Regions from separate parts of the Mus musculus genome. Here region 2 is linked to region 1. The links are chromatin loops, found by intact Hi-C in ENCODE. Cell type or tissue: heart. All regions are shown on one strand. Each heading gives the region's core, and the rest is flanking DNA. Links, peaks and the distances in the headings are about the cores only.

The links. A loop is a pair of places that touch in the nucleus more often than their neighbours do. Peaks named below come from ENCODE experiments on the same cell type or tissue, not always from the same donor. Only the 100,000 strongest peaks of a DNase experiment are listed, where the experiment ranks them.
Region 2: a loop joins it to region 1, with 2.4 times the contacts of the local background. A loop is called at or near these places in 8 of 42 quality-filtered maps.

Annotation. Positions count from the first base shown.
Region 1 is chr7:131,960,804-131,968,928 of GRCm38, reverse strand. It overlaps Gpr26 (G protein-coupled receptor 26), which reads right to left and starts at 2,469. Exons shown (of 3, transcript NM_173410.3): 1 at 1,334-2,469. The coding sequence starts at 2,001. Gm34725 (a long non-coding RNA gene) reads left to right here and starts at 5,192. Exons shown (of 3, transcript XR_378540.1): 1 at 5,192-5,738. In heart, for the core only: no CTCF peak of the experiment used is centred there; no DNase peak of the experiment used is centred there; H3K4me3 peaks cover 914 bases; H3K27me3 peaks cover 3,167 bases.
Region 2 is chr7:132,200,624-132,208,748 of GRCm38, reverse strand. No RefSeq gene overlaps it. Among named protein-coding and RNA genes, the nearest start is that of Cpxm2, 50 kb to the right of the region's middle. In heart, for the core only: no CTCF peak of the experiment used is centred there; no DNase peak of the experiment used is centred there.

The sequences.
Region 1 (8,125 bases), core at 1,500-6,499:
AACCCAGCCCCAGCCCCAGCAGTAGCCCCAGTCCCGGTTCCAGTCCCAAACCCAGAACTAGCCCCAGAACCAGAACCAGAACCGGACCCGGACCCAGCCCCAGCCCCTTCTAAAGTGAAGGACAATGAACGGGAATGTTTCTACAAGTGTGGCTTCAGACTCTCTCCTGAAATGACTAAACTGCACAGACCATTGCTGAGAGAGCTGATGTAAGCACATTTGGTTTAAGCTTCTGTGGGGAAGATTTTATTTGGGAAAGACTGGACCACCATGTCATCTTGAATGTGTGCTCAGGGGGTGGCAGTAGACACACTCAGCCATGCCCTTCTGATGAGCGGGTAGAGTAACATTCAGCATAGTGACATTGCTCAAGGCAGGGAAGCTTCACAAAGGCTTTTGCTCAGTCTGTCCACTGTGCCCTGGAGGGTGAATATACATTGGGGTCTACATTCCATTCCCCAAGGCTCCCCACATCCTGGGGCTCTGCTCACACATTGAAGCCTAACTGTCCATCACTATTGCTCCCTGTGTGCTGTATCTTCTGTGTCAAGTGGACTCCTAAGTCCCAGGCAGCAGAGAGGGAGTCTGCTTTTAATGTATATAAACTGGCAGAGGCCACAGAAGCACCCTCCCTCTTGATGTCCTAGTCTCAAGAGGAAAGATGAGGTGAGCTCAGAACAGCCCGATTGACAGTTTCCTCCTCTTCTCCCTAAGGAACACTAAGGACCACGGAGGTTCCCAGTCCATCTTTCCATTTGCCTCCCTCCTTCTTCTCCAAAGAAATAGCAAGTCAACAGAATGGAAGTGGTGGGCAGGCTTGGTTTCAGAAACCTGAGATACAAATTCTTTAAGGGACCTTGAGGTTCCAAGTCTAGAAAACGATGGACTGAACCTTCTAGGAAGGCAAGAAGAACTGGGGCCCTCAGAGCTCATCACTGGGAGAAGGTGCTATGGATTCTGTTTAATGAGGACTCATGCGAGGAGATCCAGGTGGCACCACACCCAGGACTGCAAAGACCCAGAGGAATAACACCCACCATTTGAAGAGTTCTTAAGGGTTTTCCAATCCTCTAGATACCCCTCTCAGATCCAAACCACTTTCAAGCTTCGAAAAGTGAACAGAGTTCACTGCCCAGAGTATAAGGGTAACAAGATGTTCTGGCTGGGGTTTCAGTCCCATGTTTCAGAAAGTGAAGCTCTAGGCACCCGTTTAAACAGGATCTGCTATTCCACCCGTGCTTAATGCCATTGATGCAGAAAGGGGATCTCCCGGGATGCTGGGACCTTCCTAACTCAATACCAAGTGCTCAGAGTCTTGGGTCAGGGCACTCACCTGGGGTGTATGTCCACCAACAGCACAAGCGTCTGCATGGTGATCACGTCGATGCGCTTGCAGTGGAAGCGGGCCACCTTGAGCACCTTGAGGTACGTGAAGCAGAGCACGATGAAGGAGAGCAGGAAGCTGAGCGCATGGAAGGCGCTGGTGAAGACAGCAAAGCGCAGGCGCTCGTCCGGCCGCCGGCTGCACAGTGTGCACGAGGCATATAGCTGGTGGAAGCCGAGCCAGGACAGGGCGAGCGCGGTGGCCGGGAAGGTGAGCGCGTGCAGCCACGTGTAGGCCACCATGAAGGCGGCATCTCGGAGGCGCATCTTGGCACGGTAGCTCAGCGGAAAGACCACAGCCACCCAGCGGTCGATGCTGAGCGCGGCCATGCTGAGCATGGAGTTGGCGGCCAGAAAGGTGTCGAGGAAGGCGGCCAGGCGGCACAGGCGGTCCCCGGCCGGCTGCCGTTGTGCCACGACGCCGGCCAGTGTTAGTGGCATGTTGACCACGGTACACAGCAGGTTGCCACACGTGAGGTTGAGAGTGAAGAGCGCCGGCGCCTGGCGGCGGATGTCAGCGCTGTGCAGGAGGCAGAGCAGCACCAGCCCGTTGGACAGCAGCGACACGCCGATAGTGCCCACCAGCAGCCCCGCCAGGCCCGCGTCCCACGAGTTCATGGTGCGCGCCCGCCGCTGGCGCTCAGGGCCCGCAACCCCGCGCCGCCATGGCGCAGCCTGCTGTCGACTCAGCCCCTAGGCGACACGGCAGCCCAGCGACCCCTGGCCCTTGTCGCCATGGCTACCCAGAGGGCATCCACCAACCCAGAAGCCCGCGCCACCCCCTGGGCCAGCACCTAGGCACGCAGCCTCCCGGAGCCCCGCGCCACCTCCCAGGCGAGCACCTGGGCACGGAACCACTCGGAGTCTGGGGTCACCTCACCGGCGATCACCTAGGCGAGTGTTCACTCCCAGTCCCGCACCACCTCTTGGCCTGTGCTCCTCTGACCTCCTGAAGTGCCCTGGAATCCGGGGTCGCAGTCTCCTGTGGTCACTGGCTTTGCGTCTGCCTGCACCCGCCCTTACTGGGTCCCTCTCAGCTCTGGCTCTGCTCCGCACACCCTTCTGCTTTGTGGCTTTCTCTCTGTCTCCCTCTCTCTGCCTCTGTGCTCAGTCTCCTGTGTGCTCTCACTTTCTGCCCCCTCCCCCTTCTGTCTCTCCCACCTCCAATTTTCTCCTCCCTTTCTTTCTCCTTTCTCTCTTTTTTCTCTTAGGAAACTGGCTGCTTCTGAGAAGGAAATCCCACCGATTCTCTCTCTCTCTCTCTCTCTCTCTCTCTCTCTCTCTCTCACACACACACACACACACACACACATACACACACACACACACTTGGAGGGAAGGAGCCCTACCGGCTCCCTTGCAGAATGGCTGGCTCCCAGTGGCTCCCCTCCTCCCCTTCCTTTCTATCCTCCCCTATATGAGCTGGAGACAGGCTGAGTCAAGAAATCTAGGAAAAGGGAAGAATGTCTGGGCACCCTCATGTCCCAGTGCTGCTTGTCCCTGCCTAGGTGACCAGACCTTGACCCAGTCCACCTGCCCCATAGCTGCCCAGCATCTAGGATTGCTGCTGTTATCTAAGATGAACTGGGGAGCTTGGCTAGGCTTCTGCTGAGCTGGGATAGAATTCACAGTTCTGTCTTGCATTATGGCCAGAGATCTCCTGAGATCTCCCCTCATCTATCTGCAGGCAGTTGCTGTACTGCTGGACACTGAGTCTCCAGAGCTTCGTCTCTTCACTCTCTAGTCATTCAGCTACACTCTCAGATATGGTGCAAGGTCACTTGAGGCTCACCGGGACATCCCTTGGGCATGCCATCAGTCAAGAACACACTCTGTCCATGGTCATCAGAAGTAGTCCTGGTGTAGCTGGTTCTGGACACTCATTGTGTCCTGGGCCAGCTGCTGTCCTGTCCATTCTGGGTGTGGCGAGCCAGCGAGTATAAGCTTATTAGGCATGTGGATGAACTGTTCAGAGAATGGGAGGATAGCGGATGTCTCTGTTTGATCCAGATCATCAGAGTTTGGGACATAAAGGGTCTCAGCCTCCCCTCAGGTAAACATGTGGGAACTGTGTCTCTTCTATCCCTAGTCCAGACTCCGTAGTTTCAAAGGTGCTTGGTGGACAGACAGGTGACAACTTTCAGAGCTTCCTCAGTCTCTTGCCTTTCTATGGGATGCTACCTCCTCCAGTGACCACCTACACTGTATTTCAGAGCCTGGTGAGATGGCCAGTGATGACTGTACATAGCCAGACCTCAGTCTGAAAGAAACCAAATATAGACAGTTTCCCTAAGGGAGCTGTTGTGTCTCCCCCATCACACTAATTATCTTCCCTCACATAGATTCAAGGATGGAGGGGGTTAATCTAAAGCACCTGCAAGTCAGAGAGAACAATGGCCTTTCTCTTCTACACCTTGACAGATGCTAAGCACCACTATAATGAATATACCCAAGAGTGCCCAGGACAGGACCACTTCTTACCAGCTTCCAAGGGTGCCTGGGAACCCTTCTGCAACCCCCCTTAAGAGGCAGCACATTGGTAATAGAAACCTGACACTCTAAGGGCATTTATACCACAGAAACAAACAAATGTCACAGCTCAGCCCGCCCCACCCGCAATCTGAGCCCGTGGTTAAGCAGTTACCAGCACATCACTCACTGACCTCACAAGACCCTGAGCCAAACACCCATCTTCCCCGAGTCTTGGCTTCCTTATCTGTTTTTTAGAGCTGCGTTGATACTGTGTGGAAGTGGTTTTGCCTCTCAGGGAAGAGAAAAGCAAGCAGAATGCTGTCATCCTTCTCAGCCCTTGGTCTCCTCATGGGGCCTACAGAACTCAGGTTGGCTGTGCATCTTCATCTCTTGCTTGGTTGATGACAACAACAATGTGGGCTGTTCACCCATGTGTCTCCCTGCTTCCACAGACTGTCTTGATAAGCCTCTCCCCTGGGATGAGATGGATGTTTAGGGATTGCTTCTGGAGTAAACCAGTATGTTTTGGGACACACCAGTGGATCCTTGATTCTTACATTATAATGTTCTATAGAATGACTTCCTGTGCTGTTTAAATTCAGATTCCTGGGGTTTCTAAGTCAGGTTTGCCTCATTTACTAGCTCTACAAATGATGCTCAGAAGTGGTCAGGCTAGACAGATGATGCTAACCATGCCCTGGACACATCCACCATCAGTGGCCTAATGCTCTGGCCTCACAAAAGGACCACCAGTGTTTGTAGGAAGCACAGGCTACAATGCATTAATTCATGGCATACAAGTTGCCAAAACCTGTCCAAACATCACATCTGATTTAATTCTTGCAAAAATGACAAGAGAAAGAGTTAACTACAGCTGGTATTTCGGAGATAAAGACAGCAGAGAACAGACAGAGACGTTAAGTGACACAACTGGCGAGGGATGAAGCCAGCATACCCAGCTCCACAGGCTGGCTTTTACTGTGAGCTTCAGAGCTCCTCAGTCACCCTTTCAATGAGATGCCTTTGTTCTATAACTTAAAAGAACCTCGACTTCTCTGCATCAAATGATGTTGATAACCAGGTAACTGGGCCAACAGTAAGAAATCAGTATTTCAGTTCTCTCTCTCTCTCTCTCTCTCTCTCTCTCTCTCTCTGTGTGTGTGTGTGTGTGTTCTCTCTCTCTCTTTCTCTCTCTCTCTGTGTGTGTGTGTGTGTGTGTGTGTATCTCCCTCCCTCCCTCCCTCCCTCCCCCCAGCCACCTCACCTCACACACTCAGCATATTGAAGATCATTTGTTCTCTGAATTCCTAAGGGCAACATTGAAAGGTTAAAATGCCAGAATAGAAATTCAGAATATTATAACTCAGTTTGCTGAGGAACCAAGGCTCATTTTCTCCTGCTTATTTAAACAAAATTTTCTGCTCCCAGTGGGATTGTAGGAGGGCTGATCTCCATGGCAACCAGGTCCCCAGCCTTGTTGGCCTTAGCCAGGTCAGGCTTCAGAGTTCGGGTCTAACATAGCCTTACACACTCATAATGAGGTCACAACCATAGCTCTGTCTGGGACCTGATACTAGTCTATGATGATCCTCCAGAAGAGAATCTGAGAATCCAGCCCACTCAGCCAGGGGCTGCAAGGTCCTGAGTATGCCTTCCAGAGAACCACATGGTGGCTCTTCAGAGAGTGCTCTTTCAAGCCAGAGGGAAGTCAGTGGTGATGGAATGTTGATGGCAGTATTAACATGACTCATAAAATGCTGTAACTGTGCTCCCTAGGGAAGCTCAACAACAGGACTACACAGGGCAGAGGAATGCTTTGTCAATCCTTGCAGGAACTCCCCGGCGTACATATTCTGGCACGTGAAAGAATATTTCCAGAACAGGTAAACGTTTGCTCAAGGTCACTTTCAGCCACAGTAGGTGATCAAGTTGAATTGGTTAGAGAGCCACATCTAGTAATGTAATGCATGGACATGCACACACACACACACACACACACACACACACACACACACACACACACACAGACACACACACAGACTCACTCACACACACACAGACACAGACACACACACACAGACACACACACATACAGACTCACTCACACACACACACACACACACACAGACACACACACACATACACACACAAAGACACACACACATATAGACACACACATACACACACACTAACAGGTTGCTCACAGTGGTGGTCCCTTTCACAGTTGCCTTTAGAGAGTGATGAAATGCTATAAATTAAACAAGAAATCGAATGGCACCAGTGGGTCCATTTGGAACTTCAGTGGCTATTTGGGTGAGGAGCAGGGGTTCCGGGTTTTTATAAGCTAAGGAGAGAGGGACACGATTCTGAACACTCCATAGGAAACGAAGTATCTGGGGAAATGCCTATGGATCTGAGCCTAGAGATCTGAAGAACTGTGACTCTGTAGCAGGAAGTGGACCTTCAGGAAGGTGGGAGACACAGATGGAGGTACCAGCCCCATGGCAGTCACAAAAATATAAGGCCTATTGAATTGATGGCTTGCATAGCTTGGAGCATCCAGCCAGCCTCTCAACCTCCTGACCTGGGCCTAACAGCTAGTTTTCATTTTCAAAGCATTTGCTCAACTGGCATTTAAAGTGGTCACAGTAGCACTGCGGTATACCAGAGGCCAGCAAGAGATGGTCTCATCACCAAGATTAGGGCATTGAGACCCCAGGGAGTCCATTAACTCTTTGCAGAAAGACATATGGCACAGAGTGGCAGACTACCTCCTGAAAGACTGGCCAAGGACTAGATCGATGTTTGGTACTCTCTCTACTACAACTAGCATGTTAGACTAGTGGGCTCTCTCCAAGAAGGCTGTTTGTTTACACTCTGGTCAACCCTCATGCTGGGTAAACTGCACATTCTGTTTTCCCAATAGGTCAAAGAGTCTGTGGCTCAGTTGAACAAAAACAAAATGTGGCTTTTGAAACAATATCTTAATTAGCCAAGGCTGGCCTCAAACTTGCTATATAGCTAAGGATGGATGACCTTGAACTTCTGACCCTCCTGCTTCTGCCTCCTTAATGTTGGAATCATAAGCATGCATTTGCACGCCAGGCTCATTTGCTCATTATCAAAGAGAAGCACTGCATCACTAATGGGCCCCCCGAACCTTTGCTATTTTCAAGTCTTTGTGATGGCCCCAGATCACACAACCTGGCTATGGAAGGTGATAAACTCAGAAAGAGGGGAGAAAAATCTCACTGTCCAATAGCTGTGCTTGGTAATCTTCCAAAAGAAGCAAGGCTGTGCTGTCTGATGGAATTCAGAATGCAAGGCAATATTCATCTGAGCCTCTTCAGGATCCAGACACTCTGCTTGCCTTATCTCATTTAATCTTTGCAGTATATCTGAGGTGCTTCTGCTACAGGCAGATGAGGTAACAGAGGTTCAGAGAGGCTAGGCACTGTACACAAAGACCAGAGCTAATGGGGGAAGGGAATGAAGGAGACCCAGGCCCACTTATGTGATGACTCTGGCTCTGTTATGATATCATATTCAATCCCAAGTCTCTCCTAGTCATACTAACAGCCATTCCCACTCTGCTCTCTTCTACTCTCTTCCCAACTATGATAATTAGTGTCTGCTGAACACCCTGCTTCATTTCCCCACTTAAGTTTCATGGAACAGTGTTTACCACCCTGTGTATATACTGGGTGTTGGAGGGAGTTATGTCATGAAGCAGCTTGCCCAAGGACTTTCAAAAAGCCTGGGTAGGTCAGAGATGAGCTAACATATCTTCTTCCAGGACAGGACTCTGTTTCCTATACCCCAATTCACCTATAGAGGAAAGAAATCACCATCCAACTAGAGCCTGTCTGGCCAAGATGAGGGGCTGCTTTTCTCTGCTTGGCTTACATGCAGACCTAGCCAGAAACTATGGAGAGGTTGCACCTTGTCTTAGAAATCCATTTCACCTACTTGTAGAAGGGAAGCCTGCTTTTTTTTTCTTTATTTTTTCTTTGTTTGCAACCTGGTTTCTAAAGCAAAAGAATATGTGATTGGTCTCTCTGAGCTTTAGGCCATGAGGCACTGAACCCATCCACAGATGATGGCTTCTCCAAGCTTGCACTGACTCCTAAAAATGTCTGAGTTTGTTCATTCCTGTCTCTGAACTGAACAGGGGAAGTAAAACTTACCTGATATTTCCAGAAACGGAGCCTCCAGGTCCTTATCCCAGTCCTGGGATCCAGTTACGTAGAACCACTGCCTGGGAATTGCT
Region 2 (8,125 bases), core at 1,863-6,862, 240 kb before region 1:
GGAGTCCAAGTTGAGCAGAGTGAGTTTATTGATCAAGCAGGAAGACAAGATACACTTAAAGAAGTCAAGTGCCCGGGTTAGGGGAGGCACACATGCAAGCACCCCAGCAGTCCCTGTACACATGATCTGGGGGCTTTGAAACTCCTTGGTCTGCCTCCGAGCTTAGCTATTAGGGAAAGGATGCGTTGTACATTTCTTTTATTCTCCTAAGCAGGATTTTGTCCTTGAGGAGGAATGACTTTGGGGGACACTGTGAAGATGTAGGGTGAAGCAGGAGAGCTAGCAAACCCCTCCCCCCAAAAAACCATGGTCAGGGGTATCTGTAGTTATACATAAGTCACAAGGAGGGTGGACCTAAGGATGGCCTGTAGGCTGTTCTTAACGGTGTCCTTTATAGTAGTTCTTGGAAAGAGAATGCAGTGCCTTTGCAGGCTGTCTGGTCAGTTACCACAAAAACTAGATGTCAGCCAGCTGAGGATGGAAATCAAGTCAGAAGAATGAGGGAGGCCCTTCACCCTTTCACATTCCCTCTATTTCCTAACTACCTCAAGCCGGACATCCCCTGGTCTTGGTTGGGGTGACGAGAAGAATAGCCGAGCCCATGCCACAGCTTTGTCACCAAGAGAAATGACTCTTGTAGTCTAGATACTACATAGAAGAATGAGCTTGGGTATCAGAGCAAAAAAAAAAAAAAAAAAAAAACAGCACTGCTGGCATCAAAGGCTGGGGTGAGATGGGGGTTCACTGTCCAAGCAGCAGGCATTGGGCCTGCAAATCTCATCCCTCTTCTTGTGCCCCTCCAACATGTAGGGCATTGACTTGCTTGTAAGTTAACATAATGGTATCTCAGAAAAATTTTTTCTCATTATGCACTTTAGAGAAGTAATTTCTAAACATTGGTCTGTGTGGAAAACATGAGGAATGAGTCAAGCATTCCCTGGTCTGAGGTTAAATGTGGAACATAAAGGAAATGTAATGAGTTTTTCATAAGCTAAGTTTATTCAACTTAGAGGAATATGCTTTCTACTGAGATGACGCTAAGATGGTATTTTTACGGCTCTGCTGGCTTTGGCTAATGCAATCTGGGTCCCCAAAGTAACTTAAACTTAGAATCTCTGCTTTCTGAGATCCAAAAGGCCAAGGAGACCACTGTTTACATCACCGCTGAGTTCTCCGACTGGAATATATGCTGTTAACACGGGGAATGTTGTTGGTAATAGTGGAGACTCAACCTGAGCAGTTTTGCCCTTGGGAAGACAGGAAAGGCTCGACAGCAAGAAACCAAGACTCAACTGGACCCCTTCCTTGGAAGACAAAAAGATCAGGAGAGCTCATAGCCTTCCCTTCTGCGTCCTTGACTTCGGTGGCGGGCAGCAGGTTTGATGATGCTGTGAGGTGGAAAGCTGTACAGTCCATGTGAAGGCTTTGGGGCACAGAGACAGTCCTTCCTCCTAAATATAACGGAGATCAGAAAATAGCCCACGACACTGATGGCAGACCCCTCTGCCACTCTGCAGTCACCTCTCTCTGACTGTTCTCCAGCCACGCTCTTCTCCTTGGGTCAACAAGTACAAAGGCCAACTCAGAGCTTGGGCCTGCAGGCAGGAAAGGTACTATTCTCTGGATCTTCCATTGTTCTTTGGAGAGATCCTTGGAACCAATGACAGGTTAGCAAGAGAGAAGCAAGCAGGAGTTTAAAAACATGTGTATCTGATTCACAAATGGGAAATGCCCGGAGAGAGTTGCAAGTCTCAAAGAGGCAGCTAAGAGTTCTGACGTAGATGCTATTGTCCCTTGAAAAAAGTTAGAAGGGTCTGGGGCAGGAACCCGGAAAGGATACCATAGACAAGCCTGCTGAGACGTAGGCCTCCTTTCTCCCAAGCACAGGGTTTTCTGGAGGGAATTTCTCTAACCGGAGAGCGAATTCTACACTGTTTTCAGGAAGTCTTAAAATAATCAACTCAAAAGAATCCTTTTGCCAAAGAGGCATACTCTGAGGTGGCGATTTCTTAGCTACTGTGTGCTTTTCCCCTTAGTTGGTGAACCAGTTCCTAGAGCTTTGAAAGTTCCTTGTCCAAATGGCTTTGGAGTCTGGTTTCTCCAGAGAAACACAACCAGTAAAGGCTTATATTGGTTCCCTGTATTCTCTGTTTAATTGCTGATACACACATATGAAATATTTAATGGCTCATATATGTAAACATGTATATATTCATGGAGAGAGGTTTCTATTAGAGAAAAAGATTCATATGTAGAGAAAGAGATTTACTATAAGGAAGTGGTCCGTGTGGTTATGGAGGTGAAACCTAGATCTGCACCCAACAAACTATGCCCTAGGATGGGGTCCTGGACTGAGTTAAAAGGGAGAAAGGAGAAGCCAGCTGCGCTGCAGACACCATACGCCTCATTCTCTTGCCCTCCTACTGGGGTAGACATTCACCATGATCCAAAGCAAACTCTTCCTTCCTCTCTTCCTGAAGTTGCTTTGGTCAAGTCTGTTGTCATGGCAACGGGGAAGTACTAAGTTACAAATAACATGGTCTACTTTCATAAGCTTGCTTGGGGTCTGTGGCTCTCTGGGTAGGTGAGGCCACCATGATGTGAAGTTGCAAGTTAGAGTATTTAGACAAGGCTAGTGTTGACAATGGCAGGATGCTGGGGTTGGGCAGGTGTGGTCAGCTTTGATTATTATGTGCACCTTGGAAGCTAAGTGAGGTTGAACGGGTAAATTTACCTGAACTCCCACCCAAATCCTGTCAAAGAGATAGCAAAGGGGATTAAAGAGAGTACACACCTTGGGGCAAAGAGCATACAACAGACAGGGCATTTGGGAGCAGGTAGACTCATGAGAGTGTTGGAGTTTTCCAATGCTGTAACTTAATGCCACGGATGGAGCTATATTTTTTTCAAGACAGGGTTTCTCTGTGTATATTACCCTGGCTGTCTTAGAATTAGCTCTGTATACCAGGCTGGCCTTGAACTCACAGAAGTCCATCTTTGTCTGCCTCTGCCTCTCAAGTACTGGGATAAATACTAAGACATATACTAAGACTCTCACACTGAGCAATGAGTTCTAGCATGCAAATTTGAGGTGGAAAAAGCATATACATTCAGATCACAGAAATTTGGGTGAGCCGGGTGGTGGTGGTGCCCGCCTTTAATCCCACCACTTGGGAGGCAGAGGCAGGCAGATTTCTGAGTTCAAGGCCAGCCTGGTCTATAGAATGAGCTCCAGGACAGCCAGGACTATACAGAGAAACCCTGTCTCGAAACAAACAAACAGAAAGAAAGGAAGAAAGAAAGGAAGAAAGAAAGAAAGAGAGAGAGAGAGAGAGAGAGAGAGAGAGAGAGAGAGAGAGAGAGAGAAAGGAAGGAAGGAAGGAAGGAAGGAAGGAAGAAAGGAAGGAAGGAAGGAAGAAAGGAAGGAAGGAAGGAAGGAAGGAAGGAAGAAAAGAAAAAAGAAAGAAAAGAAAAGGAAAGGAAAGGAAAGGAAAGGAAAGGAAAGGAAAAAAAAGAAATGTGGGTGAACAATTAGTGCAATTAGTGGTGGAGAGGAAGCCATCAGAAAGCAGAGCTATGCAGTTAGGTTGAGATCCTGTCAAGAGAACAGCCAGACCCAGGCTACCTTGCTTCTCTTTGAAGTGTCTGTTCCCTGCAGCCCTACAGAAGCCCAGACCTCTATTTCCTCAGGAGACCTGGTAAAGGGACTTCCAGCCTCAAGATGCTGTATAGCTGGGGCTGGTGAGGGCCAGGCAGGGCCAGGCAGGGCCAGGCAGGGTGGGACTTCACATATCCAGATCACAGCTCTTTTCTGTTGCTATCAGAATATGAAGTCCTTCAAGGTAGGAACGTGGAAGTCATCTCTGTACAACAGTCATTAGCCTGAGAGCAAGACCCTCAGCTGCTGGTTGTTCCAAGTCCCTTGAGGCAAAAGTCCCAAGAGATTGCTCTGCCACCCCAGAATCTTGATAGACACAGTAGACTTTTAGCATCCCTCCTGACTGTGAGCAACAGCCAAAGCCCATGGGATGTTTGTGTGATAGGTGGTCTGAGGCACACTTCAGGAGTGGGGGTACAGTGCAGAGAGCAAAGGCAACTTAGGAGCAGGCATAAGGAATTAAAGGGCTTTTGAAACAATAGCAGGGTTCTTGGAGACTCAAAATAGGATAACCTTTTGAATCATATATATATAAGAGCCAGGAGAAATTAGGAAATAAAGGGGGCAGGGAGACAGTAGAAGATAAAAGACAGGTAAACGAGCAGATCACATTAGGAAAGACAGAGTGTGACAACCACAGCCTCCAGTGAAGGGAAGGAGGAAATGTGAACCAGCTGTCCCTGGGCTGCAAAGTCTGCAGATGTGTTCAGGCCTGGGGTGTCTGAGACAGACTTCCCCAGAGCCCTTTCCATCCATTGGTGAGGAGTCTGAATTTACTGTCAGGAACAAGGCTGCTTGCTAAGGACAGTCAGTGGGCACACAGTCTACTGTGCTCTGGAATTCACATTCACCAACTCATTTCATGAAGTGTCAGATTACTAACCTGACCTGTGAGGGACAGGGCCACCAGAGGGAGGAGGGGCAGGTGGCAAAGACTAGTTTTCAAAGCAGGAAGTCAAACCTGGGACACATGGCCATTCCAAAATAGAACTTTTCAAGTTCTTATTATTTTTATGCTCTTCCCTCTTAACTTCGAAGGGATCTTTTTGTTCTTTTTATGTCTTGGATTTGTTTTTAATGAGCATGCTTTTTTTTTTTTTTAAACAACAAAAACGTCATTATTCTTCAAGCATTTCTTTTTGAGTTTTCTCCTCTCCATCTGGTTTGCCTCATAAAAATGGGAGGGAGGGAGAGAGGGAGAGGGGGATAGAGAGGGGGAGTTGGGAGGGAGAGAGGGATGGAGGGAGGGAGGGAGGAGGAGGAGGAAGAAGAAGGAATTACCCAGAGGCTCTCTTAGTGTCTTACTTCACTGTTCTAGGACAGGAGAGCGGGATGTGCTCTGGAGCCTGGAGAGTGGATGGGACTCCCTGCTTTCCACGGAGGGGCTCAGGGAGCACTAAGTTCCCTGTAAAGAACTGTGGGGAAGCTGTGCTTGAATCATGGCTTGCTTTGTGGGGCTGGCTGAGGCTTCTTCTCTCAGGATAGCAGAAGAGAACAGGGCAAGAATTCATGTCAGGCTGGGCGTGGTGGCGCACGCCTTTAATCCCAGCACTCGGGAGGCAGAGGCAGGTGGATTTCTGAGTTTGAGGCCAGCCTGGGCTCTGTGAGTTCCAGGACAGCCAGGGCTACACAGAGAAACCCTGTCTCAAAAATGCAAAAACAAAAACAAAAACAAAAACAAACAAACAAACAAAGAATTCATGTCAGGTATGGAGTATAATATCTCCTGGAGTTGAGCAAGCTCACACAGAATCCTCAGGAGAATCATGGCAGACACTTGTCCAGTGTCCTTCTGAAGAATGTGGCCAGGACCCTGTCCTCCCCTCTCAGTTTCTAATTCACTGGATTCTTTACTTATTTGAGGACATGTGTATGGTTTAGAAGCCAAACATCCAAATTGCCCCAAATCAGCAGCTGCTAGCTACTTCTCATTTTACGGTCTCTACCTTTGACCCCCATCCAGGGTGTTCTGCTGAGAGAATTTAAAGGTAAACATGAGGAAGGAGACGTACAGAAAGTGTTCACTCATTCATTCATTCTCATTCATTCATTCATTCATTCACTAACTTATTCATTCATGCGTACTGTGTGGCCTTCACATCTAGCCTTGTGCACTGACTGGGGTAACACTCCAAGCCGGTAAGTAGCATCTCCCCATGTGAGAAGTCTGTGTAGGCATTGTCCCCAAGTGAGAGAGAGAGTGGCCTCAGGATGGGAAGAGAATCTCCTCCTGGGGAAGGTGGCTTCCCCACAGGAACTCAGGAACAATGGGAGCATGTTCCCTAGAAAAAGCTTTCTCTCCTGTGCTGACTTTCAACGGCTGGCCCGTTTCTCCACCTCCGGCCTACTCTGATTGGTCCAGAACTGGGGACACTTAACTGTCTGAGGACAATCAGAGTGACATGGTACCAGCCAGTTTGGTTCAGCTCCTTGATTGACAGATCTTGTAAGCCTGGGCAAGCCAACTATCCACTCTATGTCTCACTTGGGAAATGAAGCCTACTTCACGGGCCTCATGGCTGTGAAAGAATCAGCTGTGATGTCACTGTGACCACTCCTGGTGGACAGTGATGTAGATACACAGAGGGAATGAAAGGCTTCTTGGGTCCCTTGGTCCTACTTCAGGTTCTTCTAGAGACCTGACTTTGCTCTCGTCCTTGATGCTCATGATTCAAGCTGTGCAGATCCTGCTGTCGTGGTGATGGTGGTGATGGTGGGTTCTCTTCTTGCAACAGCATTTCTCATGTTCTGGCTGATCCAAATGTGGGGAGGGCTGTGCGGGACTGGAGGATGACTTTCAGGACCTCTGCGCAGGAACAAAGAGGAGTGAGCTTGGGAGGTGCCACTTAAGATGGAAAGAGCCAGGTTGGGGGACCTGGGCCCAGGCTGGAGGACCCAGTTGGCAAATCAAGGCACTATGTGTGTGACTGTTACACTGCAGGTGTCCAGTAAGAAGCAGTTGCCACCTCTGTGCCAGAGAGATGGCACAGCAGGTAAAGATAACTTGCTTTGTAACGCCGATGACCTGACTTTGATTTCTGGAACCCACATAAAGGTGGAAGGAGCGAATCTGCTCACAAAACTGTCTTCTCCACATGCGGTGTGTGTGTGTGTGTGTGTGTGTGTGTGTGTGTGTGTGTGTGTGTATGCATATACACAACCTATAGTAATAACAAAAACAATAATAATGAATACAATCAAATTTAAAAGAGGAAATTGAGGTGACACTGTTTTAATGGCAGAGACCTGAGCATTTCTAATGATCCATTCTTTGCATTTAACCAGTGTATCCATTATTACACCCTTCAATTCAACATCACTGCCCGCCCCTGAAATTGGTGGGTATTCAAAACTATTAAAAGGGAAGACTCACTGGGCTCACGGGGATGGAATGGAAAGGAAAGGAGCAGGTGATAAAGAGGCTCTGGAGCCCTGGCCCCTCGCAGAAAGTCTGGCAGTCCCCTTCCCTGCTCTGTGCACAGCTCGCTGTTTGAGGGGCTCGTGATGAGCATGGCAGAGTCCCACCACCCAGCCTGGGCTCCGCCTGCCTGCTCACTGGCTTTCTCTGGGCGCCTAATACTCGTTCTGCTGTGCTGTGCTCTGTTTCCCATTTAAACCTAAAACAGCACAGGATCCAGGAACCCAATATAGATCAAAAAGGTTTTTTTAATTTAGCGATTTCACATAATAATAAAAAGAAGAGTTTGGCTTCCCCCCAGGTCCTTCCCAGTCACCCTGAGTTGTTATTAGGATCCCATCCCCCAGGCTCTTGGTCTAAACTCTCAAGCCCGAGTTTGCTGTATTTTCAAAGAGTCTAGTTCTTCCTGCAGGGTCTGTGGAAAGCTAAGTTAATACATCTAGAAGGCTTTACCTGACGGTCAAATGATTTTAGGTCAGACACAGAGGTGGACAGTGAATTAAGGGGACTGAAGATCAATCAAGATAATTCCGGTTCTGGATCGGCAGCATTCCCGTTCTGCACAGCCACAGTTCTTTAATCAGTCAATTCGACTTGTAGAATCTTTAACAAAGACATGTGTGTGCATGTGTACATGTGTGCATGTGCGTGTGTGTGTGTGTGTGTGTGTAGTGTGTGTAGGTTCACATGGGCCAGGTGTAAGCAGGCAATGGTGGCCCAGGGAAGACATGGCTAGAGATGAGAGGGCTGAATACCATATGGATGTTCTGCGAGCATTCTCAACAATAATCCACCACCATCCTACCCCATGCAGACCCTGGCTCTGAGATGTGCCTAGCTGCCTTAGGCCTTGGCTCTCAGCCTCAATTTCCCCAGAGCTGAACTCATGGTCCCCTTCTGGCTTCAACTTCTGCTCTGCTCCTTCCAGTAGGGGCAGCCTGAACATCATCTCACACCAGGGACAAGGCCACCCTGGGTGAGCTCACAGGGCTGTCAGCTCTTTGGTGTGATCTAAGGGGCCAACAGCAACACGGGCTCCGTGGGGCTGG